6 separate regions of the Homo sapiens genome follow, and regions 1, 2, 3, 4 and 5 are each linked to region 6. The links are chromatin contacts, found by Hi-C or POLR2A ChIA-PET in ENCODE. All regions are on one chromosome and are shown on one strand. Each heading gives the region's core, a stretch centred on a gene start or an enhancer-like site at or near the end of the contact. The rest is flanking DNA. Distances are from core to core; before and after follow the strand shown.

What was found. A loop is a pair of places that touch in the nucleus more often than their neighbours do. ChIA-PET counts read pairs that join two places held with the same protein, here RNA polymerase II (POLR2A). Pooled maps may share reads with other maps.
Region 1: a loop to region 6 is called in a map of CD8-positive, alpha-beta T cell, with 7 times the contacts of the local background. The contact joins the promoter of LINC00471 here to the promoter of TIGD1 in region 6. A Hi-C loop is called at or near these places in 2 of 168 maps with a recorded cell type or tissue (CD4-positive, alpha-beta memory T cell and CD8-positive, alpha-beta T cell) and 8 of 50 pooled maps.
Region 2: a loop to region 6 is called in a pooled map, with 7 times the contacts of the local background. The contact joins the promoter of USP40 here to the promoter of TIGD1 in region 6. A Hi-C loop is called at or near these places in 1 of 37 single-sample maps with no recorded cell type and 6 of 50 pooled maps. POLR2A ChIA-PET finds 5 or more read pairs at or near these places in 1 of 52 experiments (activated naive CD4-positive, alpha-beta T cell).
Region 3: a pooled map shows a loop between it and region 6 (13-fold over the local background). The contact joins the promoter of HJURP here to the promoter of TIGD1 in region 6. A Hi-C loop is called at or near these places in 2 of 37 single-sample maps with no recorded cell type and 10 of 50 pooled maps.
Region 4: a map of CD14-positive monocyte shows a loop between it and region 6 (7-fold over the local background). The contact joins the promoter of NCL here to the promoter of TIGD1 in region 6. A Hi-C loop is called at or near these places in 2 of 168 maps with a recorded cell type or tissue (CD14-positive monocyte and naive thymus-derived CD4-positive, alpha-beta T cell) and 12 of 50 pooled maps. POLR2A ChIA-PET finds 5 or more read pairs at or near these places in 3 of 52 experiments (CD4-positive, alpha-beta T cell, MCF 10A and activated T-cell).
Region 5: a loop to region 6 is called in a map of B cell, with 8 times the contacts of the local background. The contact joins the promoter of PSMD1 here to the promoter of TIGD1 in region 6. A Hi-C loop is called at or near these places in 2 of 168 maps with a recorded cell type or tissue (B cell and naive thymus-derived CD4-positive, alpha-beta T cell) and 10 of 50 pooled maps.

Annotation. Positions count from the first base shown.
Region 1 is chr2:231,511,638-231,516,628 of GRCh38, reverse strand. It overlaps LINC00471 (long intergenic non-protein coding RNA 471), which reads left to right and starts at 2,252. Exons shown (of 5, transcript NR_199863.1): 1 at 2,252-2,532; 2 at 2,997-3,102. RefSeq lists a silencer at 2,020-2,239 and enhancers at 2,350-2,529, 2,100-2,909.
Region 2 is chr2:233,564,374-233,568,811 of GRCh38, reverse strand. It overlaps USP40 (ubiquitin specific peptidase 40), which reads left to right and starts at 2,030. Exons shown (of 32, transcript NM_001365479.2): 1 at 2,030-2,128; 2 at 3,239-3,456. The coding sequence starts at 3,258.
Region 3 is chr2:233,853,233-233,857,822 of GRCh38, reverse strand. HJURP (Holliday junction recognition protein) reads left to right here and starts at 3,288. Exons shown (of 9, transcript NM_018410.5): 1 at 3,288-3,439; 2 at 3,913-3,979. The coding sequence starts at 3,323. RefSeq lists a silencer at 3,087-3,346 and an enhancer at 2,414-3,406.
Region 4 is chr2:231,460,922-231,465,835 of GRCh38, reverse strand. NCL (nucleolin) reads left to right here and starts at 1,352. Exons shown (of 14, transcript NM_005381.3): 1 at 1,352-1,500; 2 at 2,520-2,636; 3 at 3,819-4,296. The coding sequence starts at 1,483. RefSeq lists enhancers at 798-897, 1,408-1,597, 943-1,612, 1,658-1,707, 1,613-2,284 and silencers at 1,028-1,377, 1,724-2,093.
Region 5 is chr2:231,055,100-231,059,641 of GRCh38, reverse strand. It overlaps PSMD1 (proteasome 26S subunit, non-ATPase 1), which reads right to left and starts at 2,775. Exons shown (of 25, transcript NM_002807.4): 1 at 2,601-2,775. The coding sequence starts at 2,616. It overlaps LOC112268432 (a long non-coding RNA gene), which reads left to right and starts at 1,896. Exons shown (of 2, transcript XR_002959456.2): 1 at 1,896-2,305. RefSeq lists a silencer at 2,685-2,874.
Region 6 is chr2:232,548,972-232,553,629 of GRCh38, reverse strand. TIGD1 (tigger transposable element derived 1) reads left to right here and starts at 3,073. Exons shown (of 1, transcript NM_145702.4): 1 at 3,073-4,658. The coding sequence starts at 3,748. It overlaps EIF4E2 (eukaryotic translation initiation factor 4E family member 2), which reads right to left and starts at 2,941. Exons shown (of 7, transcript NM_004846.4): 1 at 2,886-2,941. The coding sequence starts at 2,905. It overlaps MIR5001 (microRNA 5001), which reads left to right and starts at 3,057; the gene lies at 3,057-3,156. RefSeq lists a silencer at 2,561-2,930.

The DNA of each region.
Region 1 (4,991 bases), core at 1,003-3,502, 1.0 Mb after region 6:
CTTGTCTCAAACAACAACAACAACAACAAAAAACTCCCAAAATTTGCAATAAAGATTAACGTATATGTCTCTCCAGCAGTTTGAATGCTCTCTATGTTAGACACATGCAAGTGGATTTGCTAAAGGAAGGAATGAGTATTTTTACCTTTACTAAAACTGCCAAATTTCTCTCCAAGTGTTTGTAACAATTTGCCCTTTTACCAGTTTCTCCACAATCCCCAAACACTCGTAATTTCTGTCACTCTGACAGATAAAGTATCTTATTAAGTTGCATTTCCCTAATGGTTGTATAGTTGAGCATGTCTTCATTCTTTGCCACTCAAATTTCTCCTGAAAATGGCTTTTCATATCCTTCAGCCATTTTTGTTTTTTTCTTGATTTGTATTTCATTCATATTACAATATTAAATTTGTTTTGTATATGTTACAAATATTTCTAATTTGTTCCTTATGTTTTAAACTGGTTTATAGAAACTCCTGCATCCAGCAGTTGTAAATTGTAATGTGGTCAAATCTGTCATCATTTCGTTGGTAGGGGAGAAAATATTTTCCTCTCCCATCTTAAGGGTTATGGCTGACACCCCTATAACAAGGTTAATGAGAGAAAGGCATAACAAATTTAAAGTCTTATGTGACACAGGAACCTTAAGAAACGAAGACCCCATGACCTAAAGAAAACTGTATTTTTATGCTAAGTCTGATGAAAGAAGTAGATAGTTGTGCAGAAACATGATTGGACAAAAGGGGCATCATCTAATGGTCATACATAGGGGTGGGAGGAGACTTCGGCATGGCCCGTTTGCTCAGATTCTTTCTTGCGTCTCTGCATGACACTTCTCCTCCCCAGGTATGGCACAAGACTCCTCTGGAATGAGGGTCTTACAACCTACTTCACATGAGGTAGGCCAGTGAATTCCTTTATGACCCTGCTTTATGGGAGGGAGCAGATTACTTACAGAGACCTTGCTTCTGTGGTTTTCTCAACTGCCAAGGTGCCATATTTTGGCACATTTATGGATTTTGCTTGTGACTTATCCTGTCCTTGTTATTGATTTTAATAATACTTCCTGGCAGGGAGTGGTGATTCAATTTGCTAATACTTTATTTGAACCCTGCATCTGTTCTTAAATGAAATGGGCTTTTGCCTTTTCTTCAGTTGTTCTTGATCAGATATATATAATATTTTCTTAAAATATTTGGGCTAATCTCATAAAGTTAGCTAGGTAACAAGAGTTTGGTGAGGTACCAAATCTAAAACAGGTAGGCAGATTGTTTTTTCTATTCTCATTCTTTCCCAGTTTGGGTCTTTCTGAAGCTAGGATAAGGCCAGGGCTCCTTACTCAAGATCACCCTTCCCTATCCCCTAAAAACACACACAATATCCCCAAAGTGTCACTGTTCAAGTTCCAACATGGGGCTAACTCCGAGGAGCTTGATCCTCCTACTGGGGCTACTGGTGTTAATGGCCATGAGGCCTTGTGAGAGCACATGTTCATGACAGTCCAACTCAAAAAACTACGAGAGTATTAAGTGATGGAGAATTAAACCTTAACTACCGAGCCTCAACTTCTTTAAATGAAAAATGAAACTTTTACCATCTAAGTCACACGTGTGTTTTGAGACGTCCATGATAAAATTTTGAAAAAGCACCCAGTACGCTGGGTGGCACAAACACGCAGCGGGCGAGGGCCCCTACAGCAGCGACAGCCTTAACGGAGAGACCCTCAGCTGTCGTCTCAGTGCCTCCTTCACGGCTGGAAACGGCGAGGACGCTAACATAGCCCTCACTGGGCGGGACGCGACTTAAACGGTTTAACGACCCCGAGCGCTGGGGTCCGTAACGGCGCCGACACACGCGCCCTTACGGACTGGTCGCTTTTAACGAGTGCTATTCACTTTCCGACTGCCCCTCCGCCATGGAGCGTCGCACCGCGTGACCGTCACCAACTCCTCGAACTCTGGGGCACCTCGGCCTTCTCCCGCGCCAACCTGGCGCGAAGACCTGGGACACCGCGCGCACCTGGACCAGCGAACCCAAAACCCCGCCTCCCGCGCTAGACCGCAGCAAAATGTCCGCTCCACGCGCAGGCGCAGCACGTGCGGCCCCCCCTCCACCCCGGCTCAAGACTCACGCCCCCAGGCTCCCGCACCGCCCGCCCCTCCCAGGGTCGCGGCTCAGGATTGGTTCAGGGGTTGCGCGGGCTCTGATTGGGCGAGGCGGAGTCACCAGGGCGCCGTATCTTTACGTGGCCGTCTTCCCCGCGCGCCTTGGATCTGGGGCAATAGCTGAGAGGGCGTCACCAGCGTGTCGGCGCCTGCGGTTTTCTTCGGGCTGTCCCCAGGCGTCGTGCCCGCGTCCGTCACGCGCGGTGGCTTGCAGGGGCGCACCGCGACAGCCTTAAAGGAAAACCTGTTAGGGACAAGGGCTGCTGTGGGCAGCGAGGGTTATAGACTCATGTGTGTTCTGAATTCTGGTGGGGGTAGTGATGGACGCTGACCCAGTTCACAGAATTATCTGACTGGCGAAGTAAAGGTACTTGAATTGCAGGTACTGTTTTTGGCCCTTTGTCCCCTGTATTTTGGCCCAATGTGCTTCCATTTGAGTAGTCTGTAGTGGAACTATATATATATTTTTTAAACAGTTACTTGAAAACACGTGACGGATCAGAATGAGAGGAATAGGAAGGAATTCCTGGGAATTTGTCTTTTTTTTTTTTTTTTTTTTTCTTAAGGAGTTTCCACTTATCGATTGTGGCAAAAGAAGAGGTATGGGAGACCTCACCTACAACATCAAAAATCACCTTTTGTATTTGTTTTTCTGTTCGCTGGTGTGAGTAAAAGATACCAAATGAAAATTAAAAGTTAAGATGAGGCCTAACATAAGTTTATTCCAAATGCCAGTTTACTGTTGGAAATACCAGAGACAAAACGTGCCTGGCTTGGAATGTGTGAAGGCCTTGTCATGTGCCTAATAATAATCTTGTCTATTTTGAGCAGGAAAAAAGGTCAAGGTGAACTGAAGAAAATAAGTCTTTCCCCAAAGGAGGTAGAAGATGGGGAAGATGAGATGTCAGAAGCTAAGGACAATGGCAGTAGAGATGAGGTAATTATATGTACAGAGTTGAGCAGAGTAGAATTTATTATTAATGCCAACAATTAAAATCCAGAGTAAAGCAGTTAAACTGCATTGTTTAATCTCAAAAGTTGGCCGGGCTGGGTGGCCGTCGCCTGTAATCCCAGCACTCTGGGAGGCAGAGGAGGGTGGGTCGCTTAAGCTCAGGAGTTTGAGACCAGCCTGGGCAACATCGTGAAACCCGTCTCTACTAAAAATACAGAAATTAGCCGAACGTGGTGTCTCCCACCTGTAGTCCCAGCCACTCGGGAGGCTGAGGCAGGAGAATTGCTTGAACCCGGGAGGCGGAGGTTGTAGTGAGCGTGCCACTGCACTGCAGCCTGGGAGACAGAGTCGGTCTCAAAGCAAAAAAACAAAAACAAAAACAAAAAACACAAACCTCAAAAGTGCTATTGCAAACACTTTTCAACTAGTATTACAAGTCCACACTAAACTGGATACCAAAACCTGACCAGGTCATTTTGAGAAATCACAGACCACTCTCTCTTTAATGAGCATAGATACAAAAATTCCAGAAATATTAGCAAATTGAATATCAATGTTATGCAAAGAGTAATACATCATAATGTATCGTGACCAAGTGTGGGTTATTTTGGGAATGCCAAGGTGTTCTTTGTTTGTAAAGTGATACTGGTTTTCTGGTAATACTGGTTTAAATCTCTTCATTCTTTAAATTGATTCATTAAAATCCATTCATTTATGGCCCAGGAGGGCGGTGCTTTCCCTCAGCCCTGCCTGGCTGTTTTAAATTAAAAAATAAAAAAGAAAAAAAAAGTCTATTACTTTGTGTACCTGCCAAACATGTTTTCATATTTCTTCTTTTGACATAGTCCTCACTATGTTCTTCTGAGAGTCTCTCCTTTGGAATTTGAAAATAGATAGGTTTAAGTTGAGTCCTGAAAGAATTAAGGTGGGTTAGTGGGTACACAGCTAATGAATATGGAATGTTTCACATGTGCAGCCATTGTACAAGGGCTTTATGCCAGGGGTCCCCAAGCCCTGGGCCACAGACTGGTCTATGGCCTGTTATGAACCAGGCCGCACAGCAGGAGGTGAGTGGTGGGCAAGTGAGGGAAGCTTCATCTGAATTTACAGCTGCCTCCCCATTGCTTGCATTACTGCCTGAGCTCCGCCTCCTGTCAGATCAGCTGCAGCAATAGCGTCTCATAGGAACACAGACCCTATTGTGAACTGCGCATGTGAGGAATCTAGGTTGTACGCTCCTTATGAGAATCTAATGCCTGATGATTTGTCACTGTCTCCCATCACCCCCAGATGGGACTGTCTAGTTGCAGGAAAACAAGCTCAGGGCACCCACTGATTCTACATTATGTTGAGTTGTATTTCATTATATATTACAATGTAATAACAGAAATAAAGTGCACAATCAATGTAATGTACTTGAATCATCCCTCTCCCCTCCCACCGGATGCATGAAAAATTGTCATCCACAAAACCGGTCCCTGGTGCCAAAAAGGTTTGGGACCACTGCTTTATACATTGGTTCATTTCATCCTCACTGTGACCGGGTTAGGTAGGCATCATATAGCTCCATTTTTTAGACAAGAAAGTGTGCTCGCTTCGGCAGCACATATACTAAAATTAGACAAGAAAGCAGATTTAGCCATTAACCAGCTTGCTCATGTTTCCAGAACTAGTAAGTGACAGCCAGGGTTATACATAGGTCTGCTGAATCCAAACCCCCTATACCTTCCCCATTCATTTCTCAGTCTTCTCCTAAGCAGCTTGTTCTGAGAGGCAGATAGCATTTATTTGTTGTCCATTTTGAGCAGCTGGTTGTGTGATAGAAACTTTCTTCAACCCTCTTCAGTCTAATTGTTTTAATTAATCAAATGTAA
Region 2 (4,438 bases), core at 781-3,280, 1.0 Mb before region 6:
TCGTGGAAGCTTCTTTAGCAGAGAGGTTTGAGCTCAAAGTGCACCTTAGATGGATAGTGCATCTTATAGTGACGTGCAGGAAGGGGTGTGTAAAACGGGAGTCCACTGAAAAGGCTATCATCCTAATGCAGGTGAGATTTCATGGGGATCTGATAGGAGGAGAGGAAGCTATGGAATGAAAGGATTGTCCAGACAATACTTTGACATGCCATTAGTTTGATTCACAGACGAAAGACAAAGATATAAGATTATATAAATATAATCTTATATCTTTATAAATGTGACCACTCATTCATTCATATTTATAAGATTATATAACTATAATCTTATATAAGGTTATATAACTATAATCTTATATAAGGTTATATAACTATAATCTTATATAAGGTTATATAACTATAATCTTATATAAGGTTATATAACTATAATCTTATATAAGGTTATATAACTATAATCTTATATAAGGTTATATAACTATAATCTTATATAAGGTTATATAACTATAATCTTATATAAGGTTATATAACTATAATCTTATATAAGGTTATATAACTATAATCTTATATAAGGTTATATAACTATAATCTTATATAAGGTTATATAACTATAATCTTATATAAGGTTATATAACTATAATCTTATATAAGGTTATATAACTATAATCTTATATAAGGTTATATAACTATAATCTTATATAAGGTTATATAACTATAATCTTATATAAGGTTATATAACTATAATCTTATATAAGGTTATATAACTATAATCTTATATAAGGTTATATAACTATAATCTTATATAAGGTTATATAACTATAATCTTATATAAGGTTATATAACTATAATCTTATATAAGGTTATATAACTATAATCTTATATAAGGTTATATAACTATAATCTTATATAAGGTTATATAACTATAATCTTATATAAGGTTATATAACTATAATCTTATATAAGGTTATATAACTATAATCTTATATAAGGTTATATAACTATAATCTTATATAAGGTTATATAACTAATCTTATATAAGGTTATATAACTATAATCTTATATAAGGTTATATAACTATAATCTTATATAAGGTTATATAACTATAATCTTATATAAGGTTATATAGCTATAATCTTATATAAGGTTATATAGCTATAATCTTATATAAGGTTATATAGCTATAATCTTATATAAGGTTATATAGCTATAATCTTATATAAGGTTATATAGCTATAATCTTATATAAGGTTATATAGCTATAATCTTATATAAGGTTATATAGCTATAATCTTATATAAGGTTATATAGCTATAATCTTATATAAGGTTATATAGCTATAATCTTATATAAGGTTATATAGCTATAATCTTATATAAGGTTATATAGCTATAATCTTATATAAGGTTATATAGCTATAATCTTATATAAGGTTATATAGCTATAATCTTATATAAGGTTATATAGCTATAATCTTATATAAGGTTATATAGCTATAATATAGCTATACTCTTATATAAGATCATATAGCTATACTCTTATATAAGATCATATAGCTATACTCTTATATAAGATCATATAGCTATAATCTTATATAAGATCATATAGCTATAATCTTATATAAGATCATATAGCTATAATCTTATATAAGATCATATAGCTATAATCTTATATAAGATCATATAGCTATAATCTTATATAAGATCATATAGCTATAATCTTATATAAGGATCATATAGCTATAATCTTATATAAGATCATATAGCTATAATCTTATATAAGATCATATAGCTATAATCTTATATAAGATCATATAGCTATAATCTTATAAATGTGAACGAATGAGTGGTCCGCTGGCCGAGTGGACCCGCGAACTCACCAGCGGACTTGTAAGCGAGCTCACCTTGCCCGCTCCCGCTCCCGCTCCAGTTCCCAAACTCTTGGAGCAGAAGAGTTACATTTCCCATAAGGCCCCGTGCGAGGGGCCGGCGCTCCAGCGGGGCATCCTGGGAAGCATAGTCCACGATCCATAAATCACTTTCTGGAGACCCGCCCTCGCCAACATGGCGGCGCCCAGTTGGGGCGGGTTCGTTCGCTTCGCGTTTTGGCCAGGGCGGGGGTCTGGGCTTTAGGCAGTAAGTGCGGCTGGCGCCCGGGGATCCTGGGAGGGACGTGGGAAGCGTAGGGACAGTGTTGGTGGCCCAGTCTGAGGAGGGCGAGGCGAGAGGCTGCCCAGGCCTGCCTGAGGACGCGGCGCTCTCCTGGAGTCGGGGCAGTGGTTTCGGGCCACGGGGACCTCTGCCTTTTTGCGCCCCTGGGCCTGTGGTGGCTTGGAGGGCCTCGGCCGGCCGTAGGAGTTGGGAATTCAGGAATGCAGACAACGAGCTCGAGGCTAGACTCTCGAGTTGTGTTTTTTTAGTTTTCTTCTGAGGAAAAGAAAAATAATTGCATTTCAGCGCTTCCTGTCATTTGGTACCTATGCTAGGCGCTTTACGTTTCTCATCTCCAAGTGACCCTCCGCCACACTCGATGTGAAACCTTGGGGAAGTCACCTAGGCCCCCAGGGCTAACGATGGGATTAGTGGATACATACTGGAAGGCCTTTAGGCTTGATAATTTTAGTGGCAGTCTTCCCCGCCCTCCGCTCCCCTTCCCCCCTCCCTCCCCAGTGAACTGACTTCCGGCCCAACAGCTTCGGGACTGTACTAAAGTGCTCTAAAAAAAGTTAACTTGATCTGTTTAATTTAAATGTCATAATCTGGTATATAGTACTGAAGGGTGTGACAAGCAGAGATTTTAGAGAGTTGATTCTCAGAATTTAGGGTTGGCTTTGCCGTCCCAGCAGTGGATTAGTTGTGGCAACAGGTTTTCTTTTTTAAAAAAATTAGTGATGTGAACGTGCCTTTTTAAAAACAGCTGTTACTTATTGTGGGCCAAACCCTGTACACTAACTGCCCTTCTTTCGTTATGTCATTGGATAGTTTAAATGACCCGAAGAGACAGATGGTATCCTATTTTACACATAAGAAAACAGATTAACATATCCAGGGTCACACAGGTAGTTAGGGTCCTGATAGGGATGAAAAAAATCTAGATCTTGCTGCCTCCAAAACCCAACTACTGTACATAGAAACAGTAGTCCTGTGTTCTAAGAAACAACAGAATCGACTCCCAAGTGTAAGGTAGGGGGATTTGGGGAAAATTTATTTTAAAAATAAAAGCATTTATATGTCACTTTTTTTAAGGGTAGTATTTAGTTTCACAATGTTTGGGGACCTGTTTGAAGAGGAGTATTCCACTGTGTCTAATAATCAGTATGGAAAAGGGAAGAAATTAAAGACTAAAGCTTTGGAGCCACCTGCTCCTAGAGAATTCACCAATTTAAGCGGAATCAGAAATCAGGGTGGAACCTGTTACCTCAATTCCCTTCTTCAGACTCTTCATTTCACACCTGAATTCAGAGGTATGCTATGTTACGTACATTTAACTAGCAATATGTACCATCTTCTTTACATGTAATTAATTATGCAAAATCACAAATAGACCAATTATCTTAAAGATATATTCTACAGTATGTGTTTATTGTTGCACATATAAGATATAAATTGGTAATTCCCTCTGCAGAGAAATGTGAAGCTTAATCTTAAATATATCCTGGGTGATGACAATAATGTTTAGTAAAAAAATAAAGCAATATATTTCTTTTTTAATTCCTGTAATTTAAAGTACAACGTAAAGACAATTGTCATAAGTATCAGTCTTCATTATTGTTACACTGTTTGAGTTTTAAGATTTCTCTAGAATAACAAACACTTAAGCCAGAGTTATCCAACCAATTATATCTACCTTTTGGAGTGGGGAAGGGTGTCATATTATTTATATGGGTGCACAGTTGTTCATACGCATTTCTGAAATCTGGAAAGCTCACACCCTCATCTGATCTCACCTGAGCTTGTTTGGCTTCAGAACCAGACCTGGTGTGAGGCTATTTACAGTTTTTAGTTATCTCATGTGGGTGAATGTTCATACATTCATTACAGGAATATTAATCTGCTTGATTAATGGAAGCTGGCCCAGACCCTGCTGGGAATGTAACATTTTATATATATATAAAAAACACTTTTTTCATATTATCTTTATAAACTCTGGAAATTCTGAATTCCAAAGACCCAGAGATTTTAGGTAAGGGATTGTGTGCAAGAAACAGACCCACCACCCAAATTAGCTAAATTTAAAAGGGGGGTTATTGTAAGAATATAGGGGATCTCAGAAATCAACTGCAGGAAGCCAGCCTGACCTTACTGGACCCTTGATTTCTTGCCCCTGTTTCTCTCTATATATTTCTCCCATACCCCATCTCTGCAAACCAGCTTCCTCCACAAGGGTCCTAGGAGCTGTGTTCCCGTGAGCTCAGTGTGAACATTACTTTGCCTTCACCTGGCCCT
Region 3 (4,590 bases), core at 2,039-4,538, 1.3 Mb before region 6:
TCCAACAGAAACATATTTACATGACAACTCCATGCAGAATAAGTCTCCATCTCTTTTATTTGAAGCAAAATTCAGGCACATTTTATAAGAGCAGCCGTAATATAACTTTAAAGAGAACTATTTCCTAGGCATTTAAACAGCACTTGGAGGGTTGGAAATCCCAGCCCGGCCAGTAGAGGGCACTGTGCAGGGGCAGCCGGAGCCACCCGCCGTCATCTCTGGAAACCCTGTGAGATTCCAAGATGCTGCACCCAGAAACCTGCTGCTGGGGAAGGAGCTGACTTGTGATCCTTCCCTGTTATGTGGGAGTGGAAAGTGGTGGCAAAGGAGTTTGCTTAGCAGGTCTGGAGTAATATGGTTAGGCTGCCAAGGGTGGTAGGGTGAGGTGTTACAGAGAATGGCATTAAGGGAGGAGACCACTCCTCATATTGCCTTATGCTCAATTTCTGCCTCTAAAGAAAGAAGTAAAAACTAAAAGGCAGGAATGAAATCCACAAGCAGACAGCCTGGCGCCACACCCTGGGCCTGGTAGTTAAAGATCGACCCCTGACCTACTCGGTTATGTTATCTATAGATTACAGACATTGTATAGAAAAGCACTGTGAAAATCCCTGTCCCGTTCTGTTCCATTCTAATTACTGATGCATGCAGCCCCCAGTCACTTACCCCCTGCTTGCTCAATCGATCACGACCCTCTCACATGGACCTCCTTAGAGTTGTGAGCCCTTAAAAGGGACAGGAATTGCTCACTCGGGAGAGCTCGGTTGTTGGAGACGTGAGTCTTGCCGAAGCTCCCAGCTGAATAAAGCCCTTCCTTCTTTAACTCGGTGTCTGAGGGGTTTTGTCTGCGGCTTGTCCTGCTACAGCATCACATGAGAAGCATGATACAGGGTTCTTCTTTCTTTAGCTGGAGCACCACTTTAGACCATGGGATGGGGAAAGCCAGTCAGAGACGACTGGAAGACCACCAGGCCAGAACAATAAGGGTTAATGCATGGACTTTGGCTGGCTCAGAAGGAGTTTGGCTAAAGCAAGTATGTTTTGGACTTCAATTAAAGACTTGAACTTGAGATTGAGAAATCTTTCCACTGAAGCTGCCCCCAAACTCCTAGGACAGAGGCAGATGCTTGGATTGTCAGTGAAGCCAGCAAAGGAAATCTTGGAATGGTTTCCCAGGAATAGAGAATAAGCCCTGGGAGACGCCAGTTTTGAAAACTGGTACTATCGTGCTTGTTAGAGAGTCATGGTGAGGCAGGAGAATAGGGAACTGGGGTAGCAAAGGGTTGAGGCATAAGCAAAGGAACAGCAGATGCAGCCAGTTCGCATAAGCAAGAGAACAGCAGGTGCAGCCAGTTTTAAGCAAGATTGGGCAGGACATAGGCTACATCTTCACTCCCGTGATAACAAGAAAGAAGTTTCCACTTCAGCCCCTGAATGACTGCAGGCCAAGTTTCCACTTTAGGCTCTGATTGGTCACAGGCCAATCCTTCATAGGGTGTAACCAATTGGAGGCCTCTAAAGGGTACCCAGGGGTGTTGCCAAGTTCTTTTGGCTTTATAAAAACCCTAATTGAAGAGGCTCTTGAGCTGCGGGCTCCAGTCCGCTCGCACTCTGTGAATTGTCTTCAATGAATCTGTGCTTTCCTTACTCCGTTCTCCTGTTGCTTTGTTTTTCGTTGCTTCATTCCTTTGTTACTTTGTGTGTTTTGTTCAATTCTTTGTTCAACACACCAAGAACCTGGACAACTCTATCTGGTAACAATGGAAGAGTCAATCATCCAAAACTCAAAAAGAAAAAAGAAAATCTTATTCAAGGTCTCAAGTCTCTAAATGGGCCCAGTTAGATGTTTGAAAAGTAAATTATGTGTGGGAAGCACAGAGTCCAAGGAAGAGCATGTTAAGTTTCTGAACACTCCTAAGGAAGGAGGAGGAAGACACCTCGGTCTGTTTGTGAAAATTGGAAAAGGTACAAGTTAAATGTGTAGATCCTGCAACTGGAGAAGACTCAGAGAGGATGTTTATATAGGGAGGAAGGGAAGGAAAGAAACAGGATTGGTAGGTTACCCCATCCAATTCCGTGGAATTGAGAGCTCGGAAGATAAAGTGGCCCAGGGTTTTCTTCCATCAGACTGAAATGATACAGCCTTCCTGTTCCCACCTGGATCAGTCACTGGTGCTGGGCCACCCTGGGGCAGCAGGACCTTGGGTGAGGGAGTTCTCTGCAACTGAATCATCCCAGAATAGGCTGACAACTGAAGGCCCCTGCCAACTGCCCTCCTAGCAGCTGTGGCATCTTAAGGGGAATCAGGCCAGCACATCTCTGTGTCCAGCACAACGCAACACGTTTTGTGGACACACACACTACATGAGCCCTGAAGTTCTTACCCTCCACCCACTCCCACCTAAATTTCCGCAGGACATCATGATAGAATTGCCGTGCAGGCTGAAAGGAGGTGAAGAGCCCCCTCTAAGGGACCTCCTGGTGCTCAGTAATGCTTTTATTTTCAATCACATACTATGGTAATCATATCAGCACAAGCACACAAATGTGGTTAAGTGATGAAGCTGAATGAAACTTTCCTAAGATGTCAATCATAAATTCCATCAACCATACTAAAGACTGATTTATCTTGCTCTTCTCTCTGGAGAAAATATTACAAGATTAATATCAATGAAGAAGCAGAATATGCAATCAGAAATACATAGGGAAAAAGCTGGGTTAATAGAAGTATTTTCCTGGATTTTGTGATGTGTATCGCATTTGTCAGCATCTTTAAATGTGTCATTCGTTGAGACTTATTTTTTCCTTCTAGATGAATATTCGCTATCCTGCCTCCTTTTGGGTTGGTAATTTGGGGTTGTCTTTCTTAGGCCCCTGCCCTGGAAACTGCGCCGGGATCCCAGGCGGAGGGGTGAGGAAGGCGGACCTCGCCCAGCGGCGACACCCAGAGCAAGTCACGCAGAAATCTCCAGGCCGCACTTATCTCCGGTGCACAGCGCGGGAGATGACACGCATCCCACCGGATCTCGCACAGCACCGCTGATGAATAAGCACACAGCTGTTTGTACAACTACCACCGGCCGTGGCGGCCGGAGACCCTCCCTCCCTTCCGCCGGACATTGGGGCGTGGCTGGAAACTCGGGAGTGGATTGGCCGGAAGGTGGGACGCAAATTTGTTTGAAAGGCCCAATCAGTGCCCGGCTTCTCCGCTCTAGCCAATAGAAAACCGAGAGGAAGGCAGGGAGGGCGGAGTCTCCTATTTGAGTTTGTGGCGCGCGAGGCCCTGCAGTCCGGGTTGGCGCTTGGGTACTGGCTGGGTCCGATGCTGGGTACGCTGCGCGCCATGGAGGGCGAGGACGTGGAAGACGACCAGCTGCTGCAGAAGCTCAGGGCCAGTCGCCGCCGCTTCCAGAGGCGCATGCAGCGGCTGATAGAGAAGGTGCGGCCCCCGCCGGTCCGCCGGGAGGGGAGGCCTGCGTGTCGGAGTGAGGCTGGGAGGGGACGTAGGACGGGAAGGGAAGGGGCTCTGAGGACTCGGAGCGGGGGTTGGGGAAGCGGGACTGGGGCTTGGATGCGGAGAGAAGGTGGAGGCGGAGCTGGGGGCTCCGGAGAGGGAAAAAGGAGGCAGCGCCGAAGGCTTCGGTGCGGGGACGGGGAGGAAAGACTGGGGCCTCCGGAACGGGGAGTGGGGAAGCAGGCCTGGGGCTCGGGTGCAGAGAGGAGGGTTTGGTGGGGCTGGGGGTGCTCCTGAGTGGGACGAGAGAGGCGGAGTTGGGGGCTCCGCTGCAGAGACCGCGTTTGGGGCGCCCCAGGCCAGACTAACGGCCTCTCACGGGCTGGCGCCGCCTCCTCCCGGGTCTGGGGCCCCTCGTGGCCCTGGAACCTGACAGGAAGCCCCTTCCTCCTCCGCAGTACAACCAGCCCTTCGAGGACACCCCGGTGGTGCAAATGGCCACGCTGACCTACGAGACGCCACAGGGTAAGGGTCTTCCCCACCTTCTGAGTATTCGGGTGAAGAGTGTGAATGGAGTAGTTGAAATGCTGTCCCTGCTCTCTTAAGAAGTAAACATTGTTCACCTAACTAATAGGAACCAAAACATTGGTGCCCTTAAACCTGTAAATTACTTGAATTACTTATTAGAACAATTCCTGAAGAGACATAGGTGCCTCCTGGCTCACATGCCTCCGGCTTACCGGGTTGGCATCCCCGCTGGCCACCTCCCCACCATGGCAGCGTGGGGCAGTTGCTTAGCTGGACTGGTCTCAGTGTCTTCATCTGTGAAATGGGAAGGATGATGACAATAATGTCTCCTGGGCGTGGGTGTTGTAACAGTCACGTACAATCCCTATGAAACTGTGAACAGTACCCCGCCCCGCACTGTGAATACTCACATTGACTATTGTTTGCCCTGTTTAACTTGGAGTAGTAACTGTCTTCCTTGAGGCTCCAAGTACTTGAATAGGGAGGAGAAGGCATTCCGTTTAATAGTTAATGTAAACGGACTGAAATCTTGTGGATTCTTTTTGGTAAATAGCTGGTGACACTTTGCACTGGCTGGGGTCAATTCCTCCCATATAGCTTTATAACTA
Region 4 (4,914 bases), core at 103-2,602, 1.1 Mb after region 6:
GCCGGTCTCAAGTTCCTGGACTCAAGCGATCCTCCTGCATCAGCCTCCCAAAGTACTGGGATTACAGGCATGAGCCATCGCACCCGGCCTTAACAAATGCTTTTCTTTCTGAGACGGAGTCTCGCTCTGTCGCCCAGGCTGGAGTGCAGTGGGCGATCTCGGCTCACTGCAACCTCCGCCTCCCCGGTTCATGCGCCTCGGCCTCCCAAAATGCTGGGATTGCGGATCTGAGCCACCGCGCCCGGCCTGAGGTGATTTTTAACAAGTACAGCCGTAGCTGCAGATATCCTGGTTCTGTAGGAACAATGAGGTATGGATGGATCCATAGCTGGACCTATGGATGGGATGGATCCCCGGCAGGCCCTGGACGGAGGGAAATGCTCTGGTTTGCTAAGCCCGGCATCGAGTGAGACCCACCCACAAAGCTAACCGTGGAAGTCACTGGCGGCCTCCTTCGCCCTGCCGCCGGGGAACCCTGCCGGTGGCTCTCGACCTGCTCCCGGGCCATCTGGTGACACTGACTTCGCAGCCACCACCTTAATTGGCGCATTCGACCCAAATAATAACCAGGGAACCTGTGGGCGGTCAAAGGCCCGGCTCTGCGGTCGGCCCTCCCAGGCCCCTCTCCCTGCCCTGTGAGGCCAGAAAGTTACTTCTCCGAGGCCGTTCCCCATGTCGAGAAATATCTCCCGCTTGAGGTTCTGTGGGGTAGGGGAGGTTCGTGCATTTCTCACAGAAAACCTCGCACAGACCCGCGACTGCCTTTATTAACAGCTCTCAGGAGACTGCCTGCAGCCGGGGGGTGCCTCCGGCCCCATGCTCGCGGGCAAGCAGGGATAAGCTGTGCCTCCAAAAGGGCCAACGGGAACTCCGCGGTCCCTGAACTTCCGGTGCTGGCGGACTCCTCGCTCCAGGGCCACCAGGAGCCGCGGCGTGAGTGCGTGCCGGGACCGAGCGCGGGGTCTCTGAGGAACTCCAAGGCTGCCCAAGCCTACGGACCCAGCCACATTGGCGAACCGGAGACCGCCCGATTCCACCACCCCCGCGCTCCCCTCACAGCCGGCGCCAAAAACGCCAGTCCCACGACGCAGGCCGGGACCCGCGCGCCCACGGCCCAATCAGCGCGGACCTTGCACAAAGCGAGCCCCGCCCCCACGGCGCCGTTGCCAGCCCCTCCCCCTCCCGTGGCCGCCTCGGCCCGCCTACTCCCCGCCCCGCGCCGTTCACGGTTAGAGGCTCGCGATTGGCTCATGGGGACGGCCGCGAGCTTTGGTTGGTCGGCGCGGAGTCACGAGGGCGCCGTCGTCGCCTTTCCACAGGCGATTACTGGGCAGGCTCAGTCTTTCGCCTCAGTCTCGAGCTCTCGCTGGCCTTCGGGTGTACGTGCTCCGGGATCTTCAGCACCCGCGGCCGCCATCGCCGTCGCTTGGCTTCTTCTGGACTCATCTGCGCCACTTGTCCGCTTCACACTCCGCCGCCATCATGGTGAAGCTCGCGAAGGTAAACGGCCTTGAGCGCGAGCGCAGACGTGTAGGCCTGCTTTCCGAGGGGCGAGCGCGGCGCCGCGGGGAGGAGGGCCTGCGCGCAGTCCCGGGCGCGTTCTAGGGCGCCATGCTGCGGGAAGTCTCGCGCGATTAGTGGGGAGGTCTCGCGGCTTCTGGCTACTTGGTGGCGAGGTGAAGAGCTTCTGCAGGTGCTGGGGGCGGCGAACGCGGCGGGAAAGACAGAGTCACTGAGCGCGGGGAGGGGGCGCTGGGCCTCGGGGTGGAGAGATGAGACCAAACTTTTGCGACGCGTACGAGCTGGGACTCGACTCCTGACGCACGTGCCCGGGAGCGCGGCCTGCCACGTGGGCCGCGCCGCGTGGGTCCTGGAATCTCCAGAGGGACCGGGTGCCTTGGGCCGGGAAATGGCGGTATCGGCCCTAGTCGGAGTCCCGGCTGCGCTCGGATGTCTCCGCCCCGGCCTGGCAAGCCGACACGTGGTGGGCCCCGGAAGGTGGCTCTGCCGCGTGCCTTTTGCGCTGTGTTTCGGGCACGTGGTGGCCTACCAGGTACCCCCACGTGGCCGCGCCGCCTCTTTAAGGGGCGGGGTTGTCTCGCTGGGAAAGGCATAAGCTTCATGAGAAAATCAAGGTAGTCATTTTTTTAAGTGCCTTAATGATCTTCACCGTTAATTTGGATTCAGATGAGGGTGGTAGAATAAAGTACCGGGATTTGTAGTATTAAAACACGGTTGTGCTTAACTAAGGTAACGGGAGGAGAAATCATTTCCTCAGGTTGACTTTTTACCTTAGGGCAGGTTTTCTGTTGGTAAAGCCTGGGAGGAAAAATGTGGGCGGTTGAGAGTAGTCCCTCTTGCATTGCCATCAGGAGTAGTTTCTATGTTAGTTGTGGTGTTTGGCACTATGAGAAATGGATCTGAGGACGGAGATGATGGCGTATGAACACTAATGGCAAAATATGAATGGCCTGAAATGTCGAGGTGGAGGTGTAATGATCTATTTGTGTCCATTTTAGGCAGGTAAAAATCAAGGTGACCCCAAGAAAATGGCTCCTCCTCCAAAGGAGGTAGAAGAAGATAGTGAAGATGAGGAAATGTCAGAAGATGAAGAAGATGATAGCAGTGGAGAAGAGGTAATTTTATCCAACTTAATGCAGAATTATGTTAAAACTACAAAATGGAGAGTTAAGACATGAAATTGGATATCTGTGGCAAAAATAAGATTTTATTCAGGTATGTCTTATTGTAGTGGTTGAGTGTTTCACAAGCTCTTCATTGACATGTCAAGATGTCATTTGGCTAAGTATTTGAATGTGAGTGTAAGACGAGATCTGGGAATTTCTTTTACATGTTCCTCTGCAGGGCTTGGAGTGTGATTTGTTGTGTTAAATCATTACATTTTTCCAGTTTCAACATGTTAGCCTCACCCCCACATGTAGAGCTGGGCATTGTATTCAGAGCTGAGGATAACCTTACCAGATTCCTTTCCTAGCCTCCAATTAAAATTAATTGGTCTCCATTCCATTATATATAAACTTTGTAATACTACTCACTGTGTTTTATAGTTATCTCTGGTGTAGACTGAGGGCTGCCACCTCTCTTTGTGTTACCATTGACCCTCTTTAGCACTCCTGGCCTTTTATTTGCTCACTATAAAGACAGCTGAGCACTGAATTGTGCTCAGGTTTCTCGTTGAGAACTGAATGAAAGTTTTACTCTTCCACACATTGCCTGATAAAACTACGGGATTTTAATGTAGCTAAATGATGACTTTTATCAAACTACCATGCACACTCTTTGATGTGTGATAGTTTTGTAAGGAATATTTATATTTAGCCTATTCATTTTTTGTCTCAGGTCCTAAGAATTGAGCTTCACTGGGCTTGGTACCGCCACCCACTGTAGGAGCCCCAAATGATTTAATAAGTTAATGCTTGGAGCCTCCTATGTGTAAGGTTCTGAATAATTTACACATAGCAATTCATGATCCTTAAACATGTAAGGATGATACTATTACCATTTTCAGATGAGAAAGTTGGGGCTTGGGAAAGTATGAGGTGTAAGAATTCAGAGGGTCTGGTTCAGAGGTATTTTTAAGTGTTCAAAAGAGTTCCTTATGTCTGGGTATTCACCTTATGATAGGGGCTCTGACTTAAGACAACATAACAGAAGCCTGGAGTTTAACATGCTAATGTGTCTAGTGCATGTGGTCTTGAACCAGAGGCATTGCCAGAGTCTAACATCTCATTGGGACCATGGTTATCTTTTTGGGTGTGGGGCTGGACTTACTGGTTTGGTTTTCATTTATTCTCAAGGTCGTCATACCTCAGAAGAAAGGCAAGAAGGCTGCTGCAACCTCAGCAAAGAAGGTGGTCGTTTCCCCAACAAAAAAGGTTGCAGTTGCCACACCAGCCAAGAAAGCAGCTGTCACTCCAGGCAAAAAGGCAGCAGCAACACCTGCCAAGAAGACAGTTACACCAGCCAAAGCAGTTACCACACCTGGCAAGAAGGGAGCCACACCAGGCAAAGCATTGGTAGCAACTCCTGGTAAGAAGGGTGCTGCCATCCCAGCCAAGGGGGCAAAGAATGGCAAGAATGCCAAGAAGGAAGACAGTGATGAAGAGGAGGATGATGACAGTGAGGAGGATGAGGAGGATGACGAGGACGAGGATGAGGATGAAGATGAAATTGAACCAGCAGCGATGAAAGCAGCAGCTGCTGCCCCTGCCTCAGAGGATGAGGACGATGAGGATGACGAAGATGATGAGGATGACGATGACGATGAGGAAGATGGTAAGGAGTTGTCTTGGTAGTTACTGGGCTTCTGATTACAAGGTATCTTGAGATTCTGGGATCAACATATTCCTTCCACGACAACCTGGAGATGAGATTAGAATCCTTGTGGGAATTCTCTGGGTTGTTGTGGTGTGCTAGACTTAATTACCCATGAATGATTTTTGTGCCTCTTGAGAAAATTTCAATAGCACATTCTATTAGTGTTTTTTATAATGTAGGATTTTGTTTCTAAGTGATTTTTTTTTTTTTTAAATTTTTTTGAGATGGAGCTTTTGCTGTTTCCCAGGCTGGAGTGCAATGGCGCGCTATCTCGGCTCACTGCAGCCTCCATCTCCTGGGTTCAAGCAGTTCTGCCTCAGCCTCCCGAGTAGCTGGGATTACAGGTGCCCACCACCACACCCTACTAATTTTTGTATTTTTAGTAGAGACGACATTTCACCATGTTGGCCAGGCTGGTCTCGAACTTTTGACCTCAGGTGATCCACCCACCTTGGTCTCCCAAAGTGCTAGGATTACAGGCGTGAGCCACTGCGCCCGGCCCCAAGTGATCTATTCTTGCCATGACTGTTAACTAAACATGGTGACAGGATTGCATTTTCTTTACATTAGATTTGA
Region 5 (4,542 bases), core at 1,526-4,025, 1.5 Mb after region 6:
ATCAGGAAAGGGAAAGTGAGGTGGGGGACTATTGTTTTAAAGCTTTTTAGCACAACTTTCCTTTATGTGTCTGTATTATGTTTAAAAAAGAAAACACCAACCCACTCAATTTCACATCTCCCGCCTGGAAGCACCTCTCTCTCTCTCTCCATTCCCCTGCATAGTCAAACCTCTTGGAAAAAACTAATAGAACATGTTGACCTCTTATTCACCACTGTATGGTGATGCCTAGCAACTGCCTGGTCAATAAATGAATGAACAAACTGACTAATCCACACCAGAACCATGAGACTAGCCTGTTTAGCACCTGGGACAAATTCTAAGCCAACATGAGCCATAGGACAGAAAACAAAGTGACAAAAGATTTGGAACAGAAGTTGACAAGTAATCCAATAAACTTAAATGGCAGTAATAAATATACACTATATGATCATCACAGAATCTCAGGATAGGACCTCAAAAATTATTAGTTTTGCCACCTTAAAGAGGCTTAAAGTCTATTATATTGTCACCAAGTGCTTTTTCCGCCTCTACTTTAAAAACTCAAGGGACTGATTAATTGCTTTGACTGGCTGACTGAGCTCTTCAGTCAAGACATACTTTTGAATTTCTGCCATGCTCTCAGCAGTATTCTAGAATTGTGAAAACAAGCTTCCTGCTCAAAATTCTACCAGAGAGAGAGAGAGAGACAGTGATCAGGCAAGTAAACAAACAAGGCAATTACAGAGCTGTGGTGGAGGGAGAGTAAGCGTGTTTTAATAGAATGATCAGGGAAGGATAACATTTGAGTTGAGACAAAAGATTGAGAAGCTAAGGGAAAATCTGAGGAAGAGAAGACTAGAAAGGAACAGAATGTGCCAGGGCCCCGAGATAGGAGAGAAACTGACATATCCAAGGAACAAAAAGTCCAGTGTGATTAGGATGTATTGAGTGAAGACAGTACTACAAGACAAGGCGGGAATCAGATCATGTGGGTCCTTGGTTAAGAGTCTGGATTTTACTGTATGCCAGGGGTGTCCAACCTTTTGGCTCCCCTGGGCCACAATGGAAGAAGTATCTTGGGGCATACATAAAATACACTAACACTAATGATAGCTAATGAGCTTAAAAAAAAAAAAAAAGGTTTGTATATAATTTTCACGATGTCCGACCACCACAGTAAGAAAAAAAGTCCTCGAATTCAAAGGGTTGGACACGGCTGCTCTAAACACAATGTAAGCACTGGTGGATTGTAAGCAAAGAAGTATTATGTGATTAAAGTTTTAAAAAGCATAGTCCACAAGAAAAACGGGCTGTACGGAGGTAATGGTCGAAAACAAAGCCTTAAGGCTGATATAGTAACCCAGACAAGAGATGAAGGTGGTTTGGGCCGAGTTAGAAGAAACATTGGTAATGGATGGATTTGAAATAGAATGAGGCCTATAGGTGGCAAGAAACTGAGTGTTTATTTGATCTTTACAAAGCTCTGACTGGAAAAACTTCCTGATACTGAACTAAAATTCATCTCGCGATCACTTGTATCTCTTGGGGACAAAAAGTCTTATTTCAGGTACAAGTGACAGCTCTTCAAATGTTTGAAAGTAACTACGTCTCCCAGTATCTCCAACGATCTCCTTAACCAATCCTCATAAAAATAAAGTTTTGATCGCCTTACCATTCAGATTACTGTCTTCTGCTCACCAGTTTGTTTACAATAAAATGCTTTCTTTGTGGGTCAAACACAGAGTAAGAAAATGAGAAAAGGGTATGTAAATAGGCAACGGAAAAAAGCACCAAGGCTCTGGACAGCTATATGCAAGTCAATCTGTAACGGGGAGCTTAAGTCTCCAATTGAAACTTGATCTCTGTAACTTACTCCATTGCAAATGTCACTACGTGAATCTACCTATGCAATGGTTTGCGCGTATGAAACCTGCTCCGCAGATCCATCCATTCTTTCTTGAATGTACAGTCAACAGACTGAGCACATAACCTCGAAAGGGTATAAGTAGGCTCTCAGTATAAAGGTATCTCCAGGGCGTCTTTAGGGTCTTCGCCGAACCCAAAAGTTCTCTGGGTGTTTTGAATGAACACCCTTGGATCGGACCCAGAAATGACCCACCTCAAACCTAATTTCGGGTTTCATTCTAAGGCGAATGGAGCTCGGCCACGTCCAGAAACACTTCTGTAGCAGTTAGGCTGCCCGATCAGGGGGGTTTGCCTTACTGTTCAATGGCACAGGGGCCCATCCCACCCCGGCCCCCTGCGGGCAAGAACTGGGGCTGGACGACCTCACACGGCCAAGAATGGGAGGCACAGAAAAAAGGTAAGCCCTTCTGGGGTCAGGGGAAGGCCCAGGAAGCCCCTCGGGTCCTGGCGCTGGGGTGTGATTGGGGAGGGATGCCGAGGCGGTCGACCCGGCTCGATTCCCTCAAGCCAGAGAAGCACGCAGTGACCTGATCAGACTCCCAGCCCCCCGGCCCGGGGGTGGGCCCTGGGCAGCAAGAAGCTGCCCAGGCCGGCGTTCCGCCGGGAGGCGCCCAGTCACCGGCCCTGACTCAGCTAAAAGCCGGCGCGGCGGCGGCTCCTCCCTCCAGGCGCTGGCTACGGGCCGCACTCACCGGCCGAGGTGATCATGGCTGCGCCCCTCACTCGCCCGTCGGCTCGCTCGCCGTTCCAGCTGCGCAGTGTATCTGTCAGCTCAGGGGCCGCTCAGTTCACCGCGCCTCCTTGCTCCCCGGGTGCGCTGCTCAGTCAGTCGCCTCCTCAGGCCGCCGGCTCGCTTCTCGCCAGGACCCCGCCCGCCCAGGGGCTGCCCGCCACCCCGCCTGCCGCCCGGCGCGAATTCTCCCCTGGCCTGCGTCTTCTGCGCGGCGGTATACTCCCCAGCCCTCGCGGAAGGGTACACAGAGAACACCATTGTTTTCTCTAAACCTCCTCGAGGTCAGGAGTCCCGCGCAACGGAACACTGGTCTGCACCTGAGGTCAGGCATTAGAATGGCCAGCCCTGCAAAGAGAGGACCCCCACCATCACCCGCCATTGCTGAGAGAAAGGGTGTTGAGGGGAGGTGCGAGCATTGCGCGCAGTGCCACCTACTGGTGGGAGGTCTCGCTGCAACACATCTCCCACCAGATAATGCTTAGGGAATTGGGGCTGCCGCAAACAGCGTTTTTTTTTGTTTTTTGTTTTTTTTCCCAGAAAAGTGGCTTTCAATTGTTTTCTAAAGCAAAACCTATCATAAAAAAAAGAAAATCCCCATAGAAGTGCTTTATTATCATAATGAATCCACAAGTAATCATTGGCTTATTATAAAGTTGAACAATGAAGGTTTTTACTTACTTTTGGAAAAATGTCCAGTGTTGTCAATATATTAAAATGTGCAGTAGTTATATGGCGAAAGCCTTTCCAAGGGAGAAAAAATGTCTTCCATTCTTTCCTTCTATCTGCCCAGGTCCTCTTTCCCCCGACGGCAGTGGGTTCTTCGTTTCTAATACATCTTCAGAAATTTGAAATGGCAGTTGCAATGGCCATTTGCAGTCTTATGCTAGCTTCAAGAAGTCAATTTATTTCAAGAGTCAGTACTGAGAAAGTCTTGACAAGGAATAGGGCAAACGGTAGCATTTTTTTCAGCCACCGGCCTTGCACTATCAAGCTAAACTCTTCAATCGCACAGCGATGGCGAGTTCATTTCTACGGCCTTCTACGTAACCTAGGGGCACAATCAATGTCTTGTGGTTGCCAGTGAATTAAATGTGCTTGATAACACATTTTGTTGTATCTGTGACTTTTTTTGTTTAAATTAGAATTCTTAAACTGTGGTTGTTTAAAATATATTAAATATAATTATTGAACATTTTTGAAGAGCCTGTGGCTCAGATTGAAAGGCAGGGCTCGAGAAGATGTGCATGCAAAGTAAACAGATTACTTGGGGTGTCATTCTACAGAGGTACTTCTTTTTTTTTTTTTTTGAGATGGAGTGTCCCTCTGCCACCCAGGCTGTAGGGCAATGGCGCGATCTCGGCTCACTGCAACCTCCGCCTCCTGGGTTCAAGCGATTCTCCTGCTCAGTCTCCCAAGTAGCTGGGACTACAGGTGTATGCCACCACACCCGGCTAATTTTTGTATTTTTAGTAGAGACAGGGTTTCACCATGTTAGCTAGGATGGTCTCGATCTCCTGACCTCATGATCCGCCCGCCTCGGCCTCCCAAAATGCTGGGATTAAAGATGTGAGTCACTGCACCTGGCTCTACAGAGGCACTTCTACCAAGCCCTCACATGAAGACAGTTGTATTCCCCAAACCCCTAGAGGAGTCACAAACAAATGCCAACAGGTAATGAAAATGAGTAAAGCAGGACCAGCGAAAGAAAATACAAGCTCCACAGGATGGTGAATGGCAACTAACAGTGTCAAGGAGGCACTAGGGGGTGGTGGGGACAGTGATGAAGAGTGAATTCCTGGCCGGGCGCGGTGGCTTACACCTGTAATCCCAGCACTTTGGGAGGCCGAGGTGGGCGGATCACCTGAGGTCAGGAGTTCGAGACCAAAGCCTGGCCAACATGA
Region 6 (4,658 bases), core at 1,824-4,323:
ATACAACTCAGACTGAAAAATCAGTGCTCCCTAAACTCAGGCAGTTAGCAACTCTGAGACTGTCCAGACTGAGAGGCACTTTAGTTAGCTTGCTAAGCTTCTGCCCACGTATTTCCTCACCCTCTGAACTAGACCAATACCTTGTGGGCAGGACCTTGGTTCAATTCATCTTTATACCCTCACCATCAGACAGTGGCATAAAAAAAAATCTCCGTTTAATGAATGGGTCTATAGAATCAAAGCAATGAGTGCCAAATAAGTGGTTTAGACAATAGTTAGGAATGGGCCCAAAGTTAACGATATAGAATAAAAAGCAAATGATGTAGAATACGGACAAAATCAAGTACAGTTGTGTAGATCTGAAAACTATGTTTAAGTCAGGACTGCAGTTTTTGTGAAAGCATCTTACGGTTTTACGTTATCAATAGGATCAATGGCAATGAGATCTAAGGACTTGATAGGTCTACCCCTTCTCCACAAAAGCAATTACAATCAAAGGTTTCATTCAGAGAAGTTGAGTCCATACAGTAACGGAGATTAGAGCTAATCTTTAATATGAGCCCATTAGATTATATACTACTGTACTCAGCTCCAGCCACTGGACATCTGGAAGGATTCTGGCAAACTGGAACATGTCCTTAAGAGCAATGTGGTAAAAAGTGCAGATTACTAGAGAGAGCAATGTGGTAAAGACTCCAAATATGCAGCAATGGCCTAAACACCGCAGAATTTCTGAATGAAAAACAACATAAAAAAATAAAACTAGGGGCAGGAGTGCTGTTTTCAACTGCTAATTTCAAATGAAAGAAAGCTTGTTTTTCTTTTTTTTTCCTGCAATGCTAGAGGGCAGATGTTAAAAGATTCTGGCTCAATACAATAGTTAATAATTCAAAGTAATTAAAATGACCCAGGTTCTTCAATCGTAGAAGAGGTAAGAAAAAAAAAGAGGGCAAGTTTAATTTTTCTCAAGAGGTGCTTGAACCAAGGTTACACAACAAACCTGGGATAGCCCTTCCTTTGTGTCGGGAATTAGTTAACCTCAGAGTCTCACTTTCCTCATCTGTAAAAGGAGACAACAAGATCCCCTTCACAGAATTGTTAGAGTAGAAATAACATATGAGGCTGGGGGTGGTGGCTCATGCCTGTAATCCCAGCACTTTAGGAGGCAAGGTGGGTGGATCTCTTGAGCCCGAGTTCGAGATCGGCCTGGGCAACATGGCGAAACCCCGTCTCTACAAAAAATACAAAAAAATTAGCAAGGTAGGGTGGCACATGCCTGTAGTCCGGCTACTCTGGAGGCTGAGATGGGAGGATTGCTGGTGCCCGGGAGGTTGAGTGGGCAGTGAGCTGTGATGACACCACTGCACTCCAGCCAGGGTGACACAGCGAGACCCTGTCTCAAAAAATATATATATATATGAAAAATACCTAGCAAGATCCCTGTGGAAGTCCATTATTACCATTCTTACTGCAGACTCCCAAATGATTTGGGTAGGCTTGAGCTAGATGACCCATAAGATGTCTTCTTAGGATGACATTTGATTTGTTCAAATCAGTGGAGGAAGGGGTATAAGGGTTCCAGAAAGCTCCACTGAGGCAGGATTTGGATCTGGAGCTAGTTGTTGCAGGGTTTACAATAGAGATGAAATGGGGCGGCAGCGGGGGAGAGGTTCGTAGAGGGACAGGCTCAGTTAAACAGCAGGATAGAGAAGAGGTCGGGCAAAGACTTTCTCAAGTAGCAGAGACCTCTCAGCAACCAGAAAACATTCCTGAGGACCTACCTGCCTGGAGTGTTGGAAATCCAGTATTCCCTGAATTTGCACAGTACTCTCTGTATTGGAAACACCCCAATTTCCCATCAAAAGCACCAGGTCACAACCTAAACTAATAGTAATTCCACTTTACGTTTATATCGCAATAGTTAGCAATGTTCACAAGCATCTTTAAGCATCGCTGAGTGTGATCTGACCCTTATCACACCCCGGCGTGGCAGCAGGGTCCTAGCCACTAATGTGGTTTGAGCAACAATGGCTTAGAGGCTGGGTAACTTTTCTACAGTCAAACAGATGGTAAGTGGTGAATCTGGGACTAGAAATCCAGGTTTTCGGATGAAGAGACAGTCGATTTACTAGACTACTAGAAGAGAGGAAGGAACATATTCTACCTCAAGATACAATCCTTGGAGGGGGATAAGTAAAGATACTTCTGCATTTTCTCTCTGTACCTCCAAACTGTTTGATGCTGAAACTAGAAACCGGAGCGGGCAGGAGAGGGCAACAAGTATACTTAGGTCTTGGCGAGTGTGTTGGAAGACGGGAACGGGAAGGGGAGGAGAAAGAAAGTAGGAAGAGTCTCAGGAAGATAATTCCTAAGCCAGCCTTCCACCGCGTCGAGGGCAGCAACCACATTACCTCATTGCATCCTCCAAACTCTACGACAAAGGGTGTTACCGTCCCCACTCTGCAGATGAGAAAACTGAGGCTCAGAGGGGAGAGGGAGTGTGTGGGGAAAGCTGGATTCAGAGGCAGCGCTGCCAGACTGCGGAAACACCCAAACCGCCGAGGTCCCCACCCCTCCACGTCGCAGGCAATCCGCATCCACCAGGGCGGGGCGTCCGAAAATCTCCCCCTACCGGGCGGCACAGCCACCCCTCCCCCGGGCCCAGCTCTTCGCCCTCGGTTCGGACGGCCCTGGGGTCTCCGGGACTCCGGTATCCATTGCTCCCCAGCCCCCTCCTCCCCGCCAGTCCAGGCCAGGTCCGGCCGCAGCCGGATCCCAGCAGGGAAGCCGGTGCCGCAGGGTTTGCGCCGCCCCAGCCCCAGCGGGGGCGGGCGCGGGGGAACTGTTCGGGGAAGGGGCCCCGGGGGCGGCCACGAGCCACTCACGCGTCGAACTTGTTGTTCATCCTCTCGCCGCCGCTGTCGCCACTGCCTCAGGGAGTGACTTCCGCTCCACCGGGTCCCTCAGCCTTGGGCCCGGGTACTTCCGGTTTTGCGCGGGGCGCAGCGGAACGTCGGCGCGCAGGCCCGGTTTGGAAGCGGCTATCTCGGGACGCCAGCTCAGGGCGGCTGCGCAGAGGGCTGGACTCAGCGGCGGAGCTGGCTGCTGGCCTCAGTTCTGCCTCTGTCCAGGTCCTTGTGACCCGCCCGCTCTCCTAAGGGAGCGTGTCCTGGCCCCCTCCCGCAGCGGCTCGGAAAAAAGGCAGCACCGCGTCGTTGACGGCGCGGGCTCTGGACTCGCTGCTTGGTAAAAACCTTCCTCTTCCTCCAGTGCGGGACGCACTCTCTGGTATCTCTTTTGACCTCCCGGAGGCTTTCCTTTGTCGGTCGCGGCGCCACTGTACTATGGCATACCTCGTTTTATTACGCTTCGCAGATAGGGCATTCTGAAAACAAATGGAGGGTTTGTGGCAGCCCTGAGTCCAGCAATTGTATCAGCGCCATTTTTCCAACAGCATGTGCTCACTTGGTGTCTCTGTGTTACATTTTGGTAATTCTCAAAATATTTAAAACTTTTTCATGATTTCTGTGTCTGTTATGGTGATCTATGATCAGTGATCTTTGATGTTGCTATTGTCATTGTTTTGGGGTGCCACATACAGCGTCTTTTATAAGACGTGGAACTTAATGTTGTGTGTGTTCTGACCGCTCCACCCACAGACCGTTCCCCATCTCTCTCCCTCTTCTTGGGCCTCCCTATTCCCTGAGACACAACAATATTGAGATTAGGCGAATTAATGACTCTGCAATGGCCTCTAAGTGCTCAAGTGAAAGGAAGAGTCGCACATCTCTCACTTTAAATCAAAAACTAGAAATGATTAAACTGAGTGAGGAAGGTATGTCAAAAGCCGAGATAGGCCGAAGGCTAGGCCTCCTGCGGCAAACAGTTAGCCAAGTTGTAAATGCAAAGGAAAAGTTCTTGAAGGAAGTTAAAAGTGCTACTCCAATGAACACACGAATGATAAGAAAGCGAAACAGCCTTATTGCTGATATGGAGAAGGTTTTAGTGGTCTGGATAGAAGATCAGACCAGCCGCAACATTCCCTTAAGCCAAAGCCTAATCCAGAACAAAGCCCTAACTCTCTTCAACTCTATGAAAGCTGAGAGAGGTGTGGAAGCTGCAGAAGAAAAGTTTGAAGCTAGCAGAGGTTGGTTCATGAGGTTTAAGGAAAGAAGCCATTTCCATAACATAAAAGCACAAGGTGAAGCAGCAAGTGCTGATGTAGAAGCTGCAGCAAGTTATCCAGAAGCTTTAGCTAAGATCATTGACGAAGGTGGCTACACTAAACAACAGATTTTCAATGTAGATGAAACAGCCTTCTATTGGAAGAAGATGCCATCTAGAACTTTCATAGCTAGAGAGGAGAAGTCAGTGCCTGGCTTCAAAGCTTCAAAGGACAGGCTGACTCTCTTGTTAGGGGCTAATGCAGCTGGTGACTTTAAGTTGAAGCCAATGCTTATTTACCATTCTGAAAATCCTAGGGCCCTTAAGAATTATACTAAATCTACTCTACCCGTGCTATATAAATGGAACAGCAAAGCCCGGATGACAGCACATCTGTTTACAGCGTGGTTTACTGAATATTTTAAACCCACTGTTGAGACCTACTGCTCAGAAAAGAAGATTCCTTTCAAAATATTACTGCTCATTGACAATGC